Regions from separate parts of the Homo sapiens genome. Here regions 1 and 3 are each linked to region 2. The links are chromatin contacts, found by Hi-C or POLR2A ChIA-PET in ENCODE. All regions are on one chromosome and are shown on one strand. The core of a region is the stretch at or near the end of the contact, and the rest is flanking DNA. Distances in the headings are between cores, read along the strand shown.

Region 1 (4,642 bases), core at 771-3,270, 63 kb after region 2:
GTAGCTGGGACCACAGGCACATACCACCATGGCTATTTTTTTTTTGGTATTTTTTGTAGAGATGGGGTTTCACCATATTCCCCAGGCTGTAGTTTATCAGTTTTTTTCTGTGGTAACCACTTTTTCTGCTCTGCATAAGAAATCTTTGCCTACTCTCCAGTCCTAAAGATATTATCCTATATTTTCTTGAGGGTTTTAGCTTTTTCATTTAGGTTTGTAAAAAAATTGTTGAGTTATTTTTTGTGTATGGTATGAGGTGTGGGCCAAAGTTCAGTTTTTGTTGGGCAAACCCTATAGACAAGCATTTGCTGAGTGCCTCTTCTGCTACGAGAAGCAGGCTGATCCACCTGCATTTCCACGAGGGCGGTCTGAAGCCCAGGTGTCCTTGGCAACCTCTGTGTAAATTGAAAAACAATTTATCTGCCTTGTGGGAGTGCTTTCCTATGCAATAATTAATTAAGTAGTTGTTATAATTCGGTCGTGTATGGCCCAAAACGTAACTTTCAGTAATTTAAACGGGAGTGATCATCTCTTTGAGATCAAGGAAGGCTCCTTGGAGGAGGAGGTTCTTGAGATGGGCTTTGAGGAATGGGGAGGGCTTTAGTGCACTAAATGTAGGACATGAACTCAAATAAAATCAGTGGCTCCATGTCTGTGTCCCTCACGAAAGGAAAGGTGCTTAGTGGGGAGATCACACACATACACACACACACACACACACACACGTACGTATGTATCTATATATGTAGATCTATACACATATACCTATATCTCCAGTCTGTGTCTATATCTCATCTGTATCTAAATCTACTTCTAAGTCTAACTCTAGTTTATATCTATGTCACCAGAAATCCCTAGGCTTAGGAGTAACTTACAGACACAAACTTTCATGGAACTTGATGGCATGAGTTAGACAGGGCTGGGCATAGGACAGTTCTTCCGATCTGCTAGCAGATTTGTTGACACTGTTCTGGCCTAAGCAGCAGACTCATAGATTGGCACTGAGCAGGCCCTCAGTAATCATCCAAGCCAAGCCTATCATTACACAGACATAGAAATCGGGACCATAGAAGGGAAGGGACTTCTCCCCATGTTCTACAGTAGGTCATTGGCAGAGCTAGGGGCACAACTCACGTTCCCTGGTTGTGAGAACTGGGCTCTCACCATTTACAACGTCCCACTCTCTTAGAGCCGGGGAGCCTTTCATCCCTCTGCATGTCTGAGTTCCCTTGTTGCTCTTTGATGTTGTTACCATTTGTGAGTCCTCTGTGGATTAGAGAGGTTAACAGGGTATCAGCCTTGCTACTAGATTTGAACTTGTTAAGCCATCTGAGCTTCTTTCTTTTCTCCTTCTAATAACTCATGAGCCATTTAAGGACAGAGGCTGTGTTTTAGTGACCATGGCATCCCCACATTTAATGAACTGACAGCTTGAACCATACTCTACATGCTGTTCAAGTTCTGCCTCAACAGGGAAACTCTGAGGCCAACACGTCATTCCCAGGCCAGCTGGTAGCTCTGCCAAACACTCTTCTTAGGTTCAGCAACTCCTCCTCTTCTAGTGGCTTTGATGGGTTTTGTGTTTTTCTTGTTTTCTTTTTAAGAACCCATCCAGCCTCCAAAACAGCCCTAAGTCTGTGCTTTGTCACCAACGCAGATGCTGTACAACCTTGTAGCAAAATAGCCCCTTTGAGGCTTAAGAACACTGGGGGTTCTTGCCTACAGTGTAGACTCCACCAAAAAATAGTAAAGGGAAGCTTGCTTGTCCATGTATAGCACAGACATTTCACAAGCAGGGCAGTTGGTATTCAGGTACCAGTTGACTCTGATGAGATCTATAGAGGGGGGCCCCAGGTTCAGGAGAGACATGTTTGTTGGCTCGAGCCCTTGGGTCACGGCAAGGCTGGAGTCCTCTGGCTTCTCTTTTCGGTTTCCAGTGACACACGCCTTCGCTCCCCGTGCTGGAGTGTCCCCAGGGAACCCCAAGCATGATACTATTGCTCCATTATTGGCAGCAACTGCTCCTAATTCTGCTGGAACCATAGCTGTGAGATTCCCCACAACTAGCTTGCCCCGGAGGGGAAGGATCCGTCTGATCGTGCTGTTCTTCTTTTTGGAGGCTGAGTGTCCCTTGAAATCGGATTCCCTTTGTTTATTTTCTCATAGCCTTAGTGATGGGTTCCTGCTGACTTAGAGGGAAGCTATGTATCCTGTGGAGGAGGCCGTGAATAGCTGTTTTTTTAATCCAAATTTGGGGAAGCCTCCACGGCCCCTGAGCTCCCCTTGAAGCATGGGCAGAGCTCAGCTCCAGTTTATCACTGAAGGCTGCTTGCCACTGAGGAGGGCTCAGGACAGGAGGGCAAACCCTGAGCTTTGCCAGGCAACCTGAGCCTGGAAGCTGAGAACAGACCTGGGGCCTATACTATGGTTCCATGACTGGCCCTACGGAAGCCAGTTCGTGCTGTTCCCGTGTCGATGTTCAATTTAGTCTTTCTTTGTGTGCCTTGCCTTCTCAGTTCTTATCATTCAAACCTCACGGAGGCCTAACCCACGTCACTTCTAGAAAGTTTCTCCTACCTTTTCAGCAATAATACTGTCACCTTACTAGTGTCAGTCTTTTGCTGTCTCCCTACTTTGGCATCCAGCAGTATCTTCCGTTGGTTTTCCCCAGCTGACCTCTTACTTTTCTGGGATGAGTTAGCATTGTCTCTCCAGTGAGAGTGGAGCCTGGGCACAAGGACCATGCCTTATTCAGCCCTGACTCCCACAGGCATTTAGCACCCAAGGGAGCTTAAAGACAATTCAAGGGCCACCATAAAAGTTTCTGCTGCCTCCAGGTAGAACTAGTCACCCTCTCCTTTGTATCCCTAAAATTCTCTGCACAAATGTCTCTCTTAGCATCTGCACAATGGGACTCTTGTTTGTTTGCAGGTTTTTCTCCTAATAACTTAATGAGCCATTTGAAGATAGGGGCCATGTTTTAGTCACCTTAGTATCCTCATATTTAATGAACCAACAGCTTGGACTGTACTCCACAGCAAATAAACCACCCTGCTGCTGAAGATCCATTTTAATAGGGAATCTTTGAGGCTAAGAGATTATTTGTGTTACCAGACAAACTCTACTGGGTGGAATAGTAGGTAGCACAGAACTTGCTCTGCTGTCTATTAGGGACTGGCTGAGCTCTGCTCACCTTGGGAAGCATAAGGGAGTTTTGCAGGTGGAGCAGAAACAAAGGTACCTACTACAAGCTGCCTCGTGAACCTGCCAAGACTTCCATGTTTCACCTCACTGTCTGACTGCCTAGGCAGGAACACTGAAGCAGGACATGGATGTGAAGGTGCCCAACCTGGTATGTGACGCATAGTAGGTGCTTAAAGAATGCTGGTTCTCTTTGTCTCCATCTTGATAAGAAATCAAATGAGTGTATATGGCCATTGCCCACCATGGGTTATGACTTAGAATTGAGGAAAGAATAAAGCATTGTTCAGCTTAATAAATTACTCCAGGCTGGGCGCGGTGGCTCATGCCTGTAATCCCAGCACTTTGGGAGGTCGATGGGGGTGGATTACCTGAGGTCAGGAACCCGAGACCAGCCTGGCCAACATGGTGAAACCCCGTCTCTACTTAACTAAATATACAAAAATTAGGCATGGTGGCACACGCCTGTAATCCCAGCTACTCAGGAGGCTGAGGCACGAGAATTGCTTGAACCTGGAAGGCAGAGGTTGCAGTGAGATCACGCCATTGCACTCCAGCATGGGCGATGGAACAAAAAAATAAAAATAAAAAATAAATCCAATAATAGGGTTGTTAGGGTCTGAAATTCGAAAATTTTCTCTCCACTTGCAGCGCTCCACACTGCCTCTTCTGGTTTCTATGGCACTTGAGCCCCAGACACCCGTGCTTTGAGTGAGTCTTATTTCCCTATCTAGGCTGTGAGCTCCTGAGGGCTGAGAGGTCGACTTCTTCTGGGGTCATTGCTTGCTGATGACAAGTGTGGGATGTTACAGGATGGAGATCACTGGAGCTAATCTAATGAGCTATCTGGGATCCCCTAAGCTTCCCTTCCTGAGTTTCCATCACAGCCAGGGCCCCTGATGCAGCCCAGATGATAGAGTGAAGGGGTGCAGGTGAGGGAAGGCAGAGGTGCATGGGGATAGAGGTGGCATTCCTGGACTTCCACGGAGCAGTCAGCATATTGGGTTAGCCTGAAGAGCATTCTGCTTGGCGTCCACACACAGCAGAGTAATGGCCCGGAGGACCTCACCCACGTTGCTAATGAGGAGTTGCTTAACTTCTAAAGGCCTGTTGACCTCTGGCCAGCTCCAGGCTGCTCCCCAGATCCCTGAGTTTGTTCTGGGCTTCCCAGAATGTGCTTCCCATCAACCTTCCTGCAGCTCACCCGAGTGTCTGAGGTGGAGAGTGAGGTAAGTTGATACTCAGTATAGCTCTGGGCCTAGTCCAGCCTAGCAGCCCAGCCCTGATTACACAGGCGGGCAGGCTCCCTGCACTATGTGACCAGCTGCATGGCTGACATGCCGGGCGACCAGAGCCGCTTATGATTCCCAGGAGGGGAGAGCTCAGGTCTAGGGCATGGGCTCTGATGGACGATTGTTATTGCAATGTGTGTGCAGTTGAA
Region 2 (5,157 bases), core at 1,584-4,083:
CTTAATGGCGGGGAGTGATGAATGCTTTGGGAGCATCCATTTGTTTTTCATCCATCTCTCAGTCATTTACCTCTGAATTCGTTCACTGTGTTCTTTCATTCCTTTTCCTTCCTTTCCTCTTTCCCTCCTTCCTTTAATCATCCATCTATGCATGCATATATTCATCTCCTACCCATCCATCCCGCCATGCATCCAATCTCCACTTTTAAGAGCTATTTCCAACCAGTTGGCACAGATACACACTAATTTACAGAATATGTGTACTCAACAATATCTATTACTTAAACCACTTCAAAATATGTAACCTTTATTTTCTTACTCTTTAGGTCACATTTTTCTGGAGCATAAATTTTAACCCAGAAATGAATTGATCAGATTTTCCTTTGTCATTAAGAAGGCCATTTTGAAATATCATTTTATAAGAAGGCCATTTTGAAATGTCACTAAGAAAGCCTTACACACGGTTCTTGGCTGACAATCATTTATACTTTACAAGTGTTTTGTTCTTCCTTCTGAATTCTAAGCATGGCTGCAGGGCCTTGGCCTGACTCTCCAGTCTGATGACTATCAGTCCCCAAAACATGCTCCAAGTTCTTGTCATAATGTTTTACTTCTGGCCCCCAGGACACCATATACCCTTTCATGCCTTCATACCTTTACATATGCTGTGCCCACTACCTGGAATGCCCTCACTCATCTATTCACATGCTGAGCTCCTTGCCACCCTTCAGACATCATCTTGGATGCCACTCCTCTGTGAAGCCTTCCTTGTACCTCCAGGCAGTGTGAGAGTCGCTTTTGTGTTCTTATTGCTCCTGTTACATTGCATTCATTTATCTGTGAGCTTCTTGAGGGTAGGAATTGGGTCTTGGTCTTTTTCTTATCTCTTCCGTTAAGAATAAATCTGTACAGACTGAAAGCAAGTCAATTTTAATGGAGACTGGGAAGATAATGGATCTCAATAAAAATTTTATTCTTAAATCCAACAAACATGCTTTATGCAGAATGTTGCTTTGAGTCTGATGTTACCTGGCAAGTATTCCAAGTGTGAGTGGGTACCTCGTGGATCCTGGGAAGGCTGTGAGGCCAAGGCCTCTCTCTTTACTTAAGGAATTTACTGCCAGGGAATTGAAGCTGTGGCTGACAGAAGTGCCGGTGCTTCTGAATTGTAGCCGACAGTTTAAATGCACAGCAAATGCACTAAGAACAGCATCTAAAATTTCCTGATTTTGAGGATGATAAAAGCCAAAGAAAAGCCATCAAAATAGCCTTGGCTTACCCCACACTTCCTTTACTCAAGGCGACGCCTTTGCACTAAACCACTCTGAATGAGCTGGGGACCTGGCAGGAACAGACGGAAGTAACCGTGGAGAGTTTAATGGAGGGGGGGGGCCTATTTTCAAAGTGTGAGAAGAGCAAGGGCCATGAGCAAGGGATGGTGAAGCCCTCTGGGGGCGGTGGGTGGTAGGGGCGGACAGTTGCAGCCACCGTACCTGTACTTGCAGCTGTGGGGCTCAGGAGAGGCTGCCTGAGAGGAGCTGGGCAAGTAGCCTGGTCTTATTCACCTCCTGCCCTCTGCTATAGTGCCAGTACCTTCCACTGGCCAGACCCAGCTGGAGGACAAAGGGCAAGGAAGCCCATTCTTCCAGCCCCAGGTTGGCCTCCAGGCCAGAGAACAGTGGAGGGTGGGTCCAAGGGGTAAACAAAGCATCCAGCATGAGCTCTCTGTACATGGGCAGTGCCCACCTGGCCATCTGCCCATCAGCATGCCATCTGCAATGAGCAGACTTACTCCCAAGCACCACCTGTGCCCTACAGGGGCCTTCGGTACAGGGTTTGCTTTTATGGGTCCATGTAGGGCTTTGAGGATGGGCTGTTGTATAGTCTGGTAGAGGTTAGTAACTTCCCAGGAGGACACATTGCTTGACTGGCTGGGTAGCACCCATAGGAACTGTGATTTTTTACTCTTTGCCTTTTCCGGGAGATGCAGCCAGGGAGCTTTAGCCTCAGGAGTCAGGAGGGGCAGGGATGGTAGGAGCAGACAGCTTGGCCAGAGATGGAGGCCAAGGGATTCTCTTCGTAGAAACTCTTTGGCATGCTCAGTAACCTCCAGGAATGTACGAATTGCAGGAGAATGACCTGCTCTCAGCCTGGATGTGTGGGGGCTGAGAGGAAAGAAGCTGCATGGTTTAGTTAAGGCATAGAAGTTTTGGGATTAGATAGACATGAGCTTAAATCTTGGCTCCAATGTTTAACTTTGTACAAGTTGCTTAACCTTTCTGAGCCTCAGTTTCCACAGCTTTAAAACAGGGATGACAATTCTGACTCTGCAGGCTTATGGTAGGGCCTAGAGAAATACATGCACAATGACTATTCAGTGCCTGACATGTGGATTTCTATTAAATATTAAACACTCATTCAAGCAAAGCTGACTACCTAATCTTGTGCCTACTTTGATCAACGATCTCTGAAACATCCTTGCTTTTGGCGTCCCCTAGGTGAACGACCTCGGGAGAAACTAAGGCAGCTCAGGAGTTATAACAATGTTTAGGCCCAAAAATGGACTTGTTTTTAACTTTCCCACAAGGCACACTTACTAGAAAAAGTTGCGGAAAATTCGATGCTTGGTTTACAGTCCCAAGAACATGAAAAAGCTCTTCTGCCAGTTAAAAAAAAAAGATGGATGTTGTTTCTTGGAGAAGGAATGTCGTACAGTGGCTCAGGAGGAGACGGTGAGTCAGACGTGCTGAGAGCCGGGCCAGGCTGTCCCCTTGGTCTGGCCTCTGTGAGTCAGCACTGCCCACGAGACCCAGCGGGCAGCATGCCCAGAGGGCTGCAGAGCCAGGTGTGGTCCCTGGCGCGTGCAACAGCAGCTGGATGGTCCTATCACCCTCTCCTAGGACATCAGAGAATGTGTTCCTATGTCAGTATTGTCAGCTGTGGCCAACTTGGGCAGTTGCCGATAGGATCATGCCCCTCCTTTCTTTTTTTCTATATAGGGTCCTATTTCTAGATCAAACTCTCAACTTTCCTGTCCTACTTTAACTGCACATTCCTACAGCCAGCCCAGAAGTTTTTCTCCCACTTTTTGTCTTTGGGGACCTGTTGGTGGTGGCATTTGGTCTAGCAGAGGTCGGGCGGAAGAGAATGTTCTATTTTGGGGGCTTGAATGGTGAACAGTGAATGTACCTGCAGGAGAGCCTTCCAGCTGCCCCAAGGGTTCCAGACTGTAGAAAATCAGAATGCAGAAAGCCAGACATTGAAGTGATGAGAGGGAGAATGCCATGATGGTTGACAAGATGTCTGGGAAGGCTTCACAGGGGAGCGTCTTCCCAAGTAGGCTGTGGGAGGTGGACGCAGCAGGGAGGGCAGGCTATTAGGGGATCTGGTTCCAGGCCAGACTTAATGGCTGTGTGGCTTGAATATGGAGGTTGACCTCTCTGACCCTGGTGCTCCTCATCTGCAAAACGGGGTCAATAGTTCTTACCTCGCAAGGTTTTGCGAGCATCACCTTCAATAAAATAGTTTATGTAAAAGTACATTGTGATCTACAAATTTAAAAAATAAATGTTGGATGTTACTACTACCAGATAAGAAAGAAAAGATCAGAGAATAAGTGGCTTGCCAGAGGTCACATGGCTGGTATAGTGACAGCCAGGACCCAAACAGAAGTCTCTCCTTTCCTTTGTTCTGTGTTGTTTCAGTTTTTTTCCATCTGCGTGGAAGTCACTCACAGAATGTTTTAATTAGCTGGTGGCTTGGCTCAGGGTGTGGGTCTTTGTGGGTTAACTGGGTATGTTAGCCTCTCTGGCATGCAGCTTCTAGAAGTGGGCAGGTGTTAGCATGGCCTTCGAGAGGCCTGTCATGGGCAGGGGGTGCTGTGGCTCTGGGAAGAACTGTACTCCAGAGGTAGATTTCAGCTGCGAGTGCTGACTTGCCCCTTTCCAGCACCCCGCAGCTGGGATCTCCTGGTGGAGCTGGGATCTGGGGTTGGCCATGTCTGCCTAAGGGCAGGTTTGGAATCTGTTTCATGAAAACTCCCAGCATGGAGTGGTGGTCCTGATGGCAGCGGCAGGCTCATCCATTTGCATAGCATCAAATGGAAATGTCTAGATGAGCTGCCAGGAACCCTGGGGGCTGGTTGTCCCCTGGAGGCATGCTGCTGGATGGGCAGAAGGTTCATAGAGTGTGCTCCTGCCTGGTTCATTGCAGTCCTCCGAGTCAGGTGAGAGCACTTATATTTCCATAAGTACTGGAGGTAAACAACCTGGGACAGGGACTGGGGTTTGGGGAGGAGCAAGCCACCAGGCTTTCTCTAGGCCTGAGTGAGGCAGTGTGCCTTTTTCCCAGGATAGAGACAAGCTTCTGTCCTCGGACAATGCACAACCTCCTTTATACCAAAGGCTATTCCCTGGTCTTGCCTCCAGGCTTTTGCACTGCAGGGAGCCCGTCTTTGGGCTGCCCTCTGCACCCCTTCCCTATCCAGATCCTGTGTAGTGAAGGAGCGTGGGCTCTGGAATGAGATGCACTTGGGTTCAAATCCTATCTTTGACATTAACAGACCAGACAACCAGAGAACTTATCTCGACCTCAATTTCCTTATCAGTAAAATGGAATTTATACTTCCTATCTTCTAGGGTTTTAGTAAGGATGAGAGATAATGCATTTATATTGCCCAGTGCCCAGTAGATGCACAATAAACAGTCGCTGTCACCTTTGTCATTCAAGGTCCAGCCCCAGCGTTGCCTCCTCATGAACTCATCCGAGACTGGCTCCACCACCTCCCTTTCTCTGACCTGGATTCCCTGTTCCAGGGCTGCAGGACCTCTATCCTGGCCACACCTTATTGCTACTATTCCTAACTCCTCTCCCTTGTCCCTCCCCCGGAGCCTTCTTCCCTTCCATCATAGCACCCATTATGCTGTTTTGGACTCTTCGGCTTTTGTACAAGTGCTGGAGTGACTTTTATTCATGCCAGTTGGGGAAGCTCTGTGGGTCAGGAGGGGCCCAGTCAATGGCTCCCTGCTCTGCTGTAAAACTGTGTTCCTTATGGAGCTGAGCTTCTGACCAGCATCCAGGTCATTTAGGATTGCAGAACCCAGGTGGTCAGAGCAGGGCCACTTCAGAATCTGGCTGATCCTTTTCCTCAGGACCTTC
Region 3 (5,099 bases), core at 40-2,539, 54 kb before region 2:
TTAAATCATTTCATAACCCTTAACAACTGTTTAATCTTTTCATTGTTGAAAAATGAGGTAATTGATCTAAACTGTGTTTGACTATGCCAGGAAAAACTTATTTAAATGTACCACCCTTCACCATGGCATTCAGAGGATTCTAGGGACCCATTTGGGTTTTAGGGTGTTCCACCTCCCCCACGATGGGGGTCTCACCCTGAGTGAGGTCAGGAGGCTGGTGGGGCTGTAACAGTTCTGGGAAGTTTGGAGCCTGGCCTTTGGCCCTTAGGCTTCAGTGTTGCTGCCATCTAGGATTTTGGCTCCTAACTGGGCACTGTCAAAAACATGCTTTTTTGGCCGACAGCATGTTCTATGATTTCTCACTGTGTTCAGCACGGTTGTTTGTGCACCATCACAGTTAGAATGCTCATGGCTGGGAGAGAGCGGGAGGGAGATCAAGTAAAAGCGAGAGAGAGAGAAAGTAAGTGCTCTGCTATTCCAAAAACAAGTATGCCTTCTCCTTGGGAATGACACCAAAGAATACCTTCTAAATGAAGTATGTTTCCCTTCAGAGATTACAGCATCAGATGATCAAAGTCCCCTGGAAATAGCTTTTGGCAACCCTGAGTTTCTCCGTAACTCTTCTTTGACTTAAGCGGGGCGGCCCTGTGCTGGGAGCAGCAGCTGTCTTTAGAGGCCTGAAGAACCAGGTGTGGGGACAGAGAGGTGCCCTGTGTCTCTGCTGACTGCTTTGCAAACCCTGTGGCCTCACGCTGGTTTGGGGCATTGGAGATGGCTTTGTTTCTCTGGAAAACTGATTATGGTACACAGGCTGGCATCCTGTGTCCGATAACGCAATGCAGGCATCTTCTCAACTTAAGCAGGGCTTTGGCAACCCTGGTGAAATGTATTGTCGTCAGCTACGTGTCCTGACGTCCTCCATGGAGTTGAGGAATGTTTGGACCTTGGCCCTTGAGCCCTTTCTGGTTTAAGTTTAATGAAAGTCCAGGCAGTCTAAATGTCTACCTGGCAGCAGGGAAGAGACCCTTCACGTTAATTATTGCTAAGCTAAACCGTCTCCTTCCAAGCCCTATAGACAGGCCTACACATTTGTATACATTTTATATGGTCTATTTCCATTATAAATTGCCCATAAATTAAACGCAGATTTTCTTGGGAACATCTTAAAAAAAAGGGAAAAGATCTGTATGATACATGTTTCTGGTATTGGAGGTGACGTGAATTACAAGGAGGGAGGGCAGTCCAGAGCGCCAGCTCCCCAACATGGAGGTCAGGCGTCTGGGTTAAGGCAACCCGAGTTGTGTGTGAACGGATGTGCGGTGTGCCTTTTCTCCATCATTCATGTTGTGGGCTGCACATCATGATTTAGAAAAGGATGGAGAGGAATGATTGACCTAGACAAGCTAGAGTGGGCTGGAAGGGGACAAGGGGGACAGTGCAGGGTGTTGAGTGTTTCTCCTCTTCCCCAAAGAACATCCTCAGGCTGAGGCTGGGTGCATTTGTCTCTAGGACAGCTGTTCTCGGCCACCGTGTGGTAATGCATTGGGGAGCTTTCTTCATTGTGAGGTGTGTTGCTGGCAAATTTGTTGCTAATGATAAATAACTCATGCATTTTAAGAAGTCAGAGCAGATGCAGGGCCGGGTGCCAGTGGCTCACGCCTGTACTCCCAGCACTTTGGGAGGCCAAGATGGGCGGATCACTTGAGGTCAGGAGTTTGAGGCCAGCCTGATCAACATGGTGAAACCCTGTTTTTACTAAAAATACAAAAATTAGGTGGGCCTGGTGGTGCGTGCCTGTAATCTCAGCTACTCAGGAGGCTGAGGCAGGAGAATCACTTGAACCCAGGAAGCGGAGGTTGCAGCGAGCCGAGATTGCGCCATTGCACTCCAGCCTGGGTAACAGAGTGAAACTTCATCTTGAAAAAATAAAAATAAAAAAATTGGAGCAGATGCAAGGTTCGTCTCTGCAATGTTTCCTCATTGCCGGGCATTCCCAGCTCTTTCTAGGGTGGCGAGCTAAGGGTGACTAGACTCCATAGAATTGTGCCCAACCTGAAGCCTATTCCATTTGTGCCCAGCTTTGCTGCCTTGGGGCCTTTGCACTTACTGCTCCCGCTGCTTGGCTTGCCCTTCTTCCTGATGTCTGCATGGCTTGCTGTCTCCCTCCCCTTTCAGGCCTTTGCTAATGAGATCTTCCAGCCTGCTCTATAGAAACAGGTATCCCAAGTACTCCCCTGTCTTGTCCCTGCTTTATTTATATTTAAACTTATCTCTACCTGATATGCTGTATATTTTACTTACTAGTGTTATAAACAATAATAAATATAGCGTTCAGGAAGCAGGAGTTTTTGTCTCTTTTCTGTTCTACTCTGCTCTAGTGCCTGGACCTAGTAGATGTTCAACAAAACTTGTTGAATGAATGCATGAACAGGTGCCCATGGATATGCATTTGTGGGTCATCAGTTACATGTTACAGAAGAAAAAGTTGTAAAAACTGCTTTAAGGGACTGGACTTCAGCCAGTCAGCAGTAATTCCAAAAAGACTGGTTTTTAACCTAAATTAAAAAAAAATAAAGGAATACCCCTTCCAGCTAAAGAAGGTGCTGACTTCCAGGGGAGTGAGTGCTTGTGAAGGGAGTGTTTAAGGTAGGTGAGGATGGATGCTTGCCAGGGATGCTGCTGAGAGACCTCTTGCCTAGGACATGGAGAAGTTTAGGTCATAGATACCCTTTCTCCCCTTCTCTATGATTCTGTCTAAGGTCATAAAAGTTTCTCTTCTGAGCTCTCCTAAAATTCACTATCCTATAATCGTGTGTGCTTCTGGTGGTTCAAATGATCCCAGGGCTAGTCCCAGATTGCACAGCTTTGGCTGGGGACAGGCCCAGATGGCGCAGGGTTCTCATTCAGAATGTGAGCCTTCAGGACACTGTCACCTGCCATGCTGGGGCAGCCTCTGCATCTCCAGCAGGTGGTGACCCTGGTGGTCCCCAGGCTGCCTTTGTCATAGTCAGCTGGATGTTTTCTTCAGGCCCGGGTGGTGTGGCAATTTTATCTTGTCCACAAATGAGGTATTCATCTCTTTTTTCTCCACTCAATCAACCATAATGTGCTGTGCTTTGCCCTTGAGTCTGCTCTGTTCAACAAAACTTGTTGAATTGTAGGGGCGGGCCCCATCTCCCAGACGTCAGACTGGAAACTTTCTCCCCTTCTTTCCCCACCATGGCATCAGCCCTAGCTCAGAATCCTGGGGGCTTAAATGTTATCTGCAGATGTGTGTTCAGTGTGCCCGATAGGGTGCCCAGACCTGGGTTCCGTAGCTTAAGAGCTTTAGGGATGAATGAAAGAGTTTCAAATAGGGCTTCACTGGGAAAGCTTGCAGAGGGCTCAGCGGGAATGATATACTTGGGCAAAGTGAAGCGAGCTCCACGTGGAGCAAAGAACCTATTGGTGGATGTGGTGTCAGACACCAGGCCCCGCAGGTGCAAAATAAGGGCCAAAACCAAAACTCACCTCTTTTCCATGTTTCTTTCTCCTTTTTGTTTTTTTAAATAGAGACAGGGTCTCTCTCTGTCACCCAGGCTGGAGTGCAGTGGCATGATCATACTTCACTGCAGCCTTGAACTCCTGGGCTCAGGCGATCCTCCCATGCTAGCCTCCTGTGTAGCTGGGACTACAGGCTTGTGCCATTACACTTAGTTATTATTATTATTATTTTTTTTTTGTAAAGACAGAGTCTTTCTATATTTCCCTGGCTGGTCTCAAACTCTTGGGCTCAAGCAATCCTCCTATCTAGGCATCCCAAAATGCTAGGACCATAGGTGTGACCCACGGGACCTGGCTTCCATTTTTCTTCAGTGTGGGCCATGCCTCCAGGCTTGTGTGGGGTTCAGGAGCAGGCCGGGGACACTTTGGATCTCCCAGCACCAGGACACAGAGCATACTAAATGCTGTCCACTGGGAACAGTTGCCTTGGGTAGTCAGAGACCCTGAGCTCCATTGCAGATCAGCTGAGTGACCCTGGACAAGTCACACCACCTTTCCTCCAGCAGTAGAGTGGGGACTCAACCTTCTCTTAGATAAGTCTTTTGATGTTAGGTGGTGGATTTTTCTCTTCATTGTACAACTTTCTATGCTATTTGACTTTTTAATTCTATAGAGGCATCACTTTGTATAATATCATAGATATTTGGACACAATTTATGAAATACTGTATGATCATATCACTCTTGGCTCTGTGACGGGGGTGGCGATTGGTGATAAATGGCTTTGGGGGCATTACACTTCTGCCAAGTCTTTGTTCTCAGGCTGTGCCACTCCGGCCTGCACAGGGGGGCCCGCCCAGCAGTGAAGCAGCCCCTCTGGGCTGGAGCCTGTTCCAGCCTGGGGCCTGTGGGGAGTTGGCTGTGGATGAAGTCTTTTCCACGTGGGCTTTATAAATTGTTCTGTGGGGTCCATGAGAGCTGGGTGGGGAGCAAGAGAGTGATTTTATGGGCAATTTCCACATAGCCTTTGTGTGAGATCCCACACGTTGCCAGCTGGACAATGGGTTGCTGGCTGCTTCCGCGGCCAAGTCCTGGACTGGGGCAGCTCCCACAATGTGAGATTAAACCACAGTGGTGTGATGCTCCCATTGACCTGTGGCTGGGCAGAGAGGCCCTAGGATCTCACAAGGAGGTTGACTCCAGAAACGCCAGGAAGGAGGTAAAGTGATGCATCCTCATCCCTTCATGTGTTATCAAGAGGACTTGAACTTCGATCCCTGAAAGCCAACATAACTTGTTCTCTTAGGAAGAATCGTGGTGTTGGAACCAGCAGTGCCTTTGCCATCATATAACCCAACTTTGGGTTTTACTTTAGAAGAAATAGTCTCTGAGACGGGTGTCTTTCGAGGATCACACAGTGGGTCAGTGATGTGGCTGAGATCAGACTTTTTTGCCCGACTTCATGTTGCCTCTTTGGACAAAGGAGGGGAGGAGGCAGGGTTTGGAGGGATTGGTGTCAGGCCACAGGGGGACAGCTTCCCAGAAACCCGGTGCTTATAGGGTACCTGAGTCATTAATGGCCTTCCCAGCCTGTGACCTACCTCTGCCCTTCCTGCA

Evidence for each region. Hi-C counts contacts between places; a loop is a spot of excess contacts on that map. ChIA-PET counts read pairs that join two places held with the same protein, here RNA polymerase II (POLR2A). Pooled maps may share reads with other maps.
Region 1: a map of gastrocnemius medialis shows a loop between it and region 2 (8-fold over the local background). The contact joins two enhancer-like sites. A Hi-C loop is called at or near these places in 4 of 168 maps with a recorded cell type or tissue (aorta, gastrocnemius medialis, posterior vena cava and 1 more) and 3 of 50 pooled maps. POLR2A ChIA-PET finds 5 or more read pairs at or near these places in 1 of 52 experiments (activated naive CD4-positive, alpha-beta T cell).
Region 3: a loop to region 2 is called in a map of gastrocnemius medialis, with 6 times the contacts of the local background. The contact joins two enhancer-like sites. A Hi-C loop is called at or near these places in 9 of 168 maps with a recorded cell type or tissue (Right ventricle myocardium inferior, aorta, ascending aorta and 5 more), 1 of 37 single-sample maps with no recorded cell type and 6 of 50 pooled maps. POLR2A ChIA-PET finds 5 or more read pairs at or near these places in 1 of 52 experiments (activated CD4-positive, alpha-beta T cell).

Annotation. Positions count from the first base shown.
Region 1 is chr2:19,736,314-19,740,955 of GRCh38, reverse strand. No RefSeq gene overlaps it. Among named protein-coding and RNA genes, the nearest start is that of LINC00954, 130 kb to the left of the region's middle. Within about 2 kb of position 2,020, at least 7 of the 41 ENCODE cell types and tissues checked have a DNase peak (open chromatin) inside an H3K27ac peak, as active enhancers do; they include gastrocnemius medialis and tibial artery, where a contact is called at or near this core.
Region 2 is chr2:19,799,192-19,804,348 of GRCh38, reverse strand. No RefSeq gene overlaps it. Among named protein-coding and RNA genes, the nearest start is that of LINC00954, 67 kb to the left of the region's middle. Within about 2 kb of position 2,833, at least 5 of the 41 ENCODE cell types and tissues checked have a DNase peak (open chromatin) inside an H3K27ac peak, as active enhancers do; they include gastrocnemius medialis, psoas muscle and tibial artery, where a contact is called at or near this core.
Region 3 is chr2:19,851,526-19,856,624 of GRCh38, reverse strand. No RefSeq gene overlaps it. Among named protein-coding and RNA genes, the nearest start is that of LINC00954, 15 kb to the left of the region's middle. RefSeq lists an enhancer at 5,009-5,099. Within about 2 kb of position 1,289, at least 4 of the 41 ENCODE cell types and tissues checked have a DNase peak (open chromatin) inside an H3K27ac peak, as active enhancers do; they include gastrocnemius medialis and psoas muscle, where a contact is called at or near this core.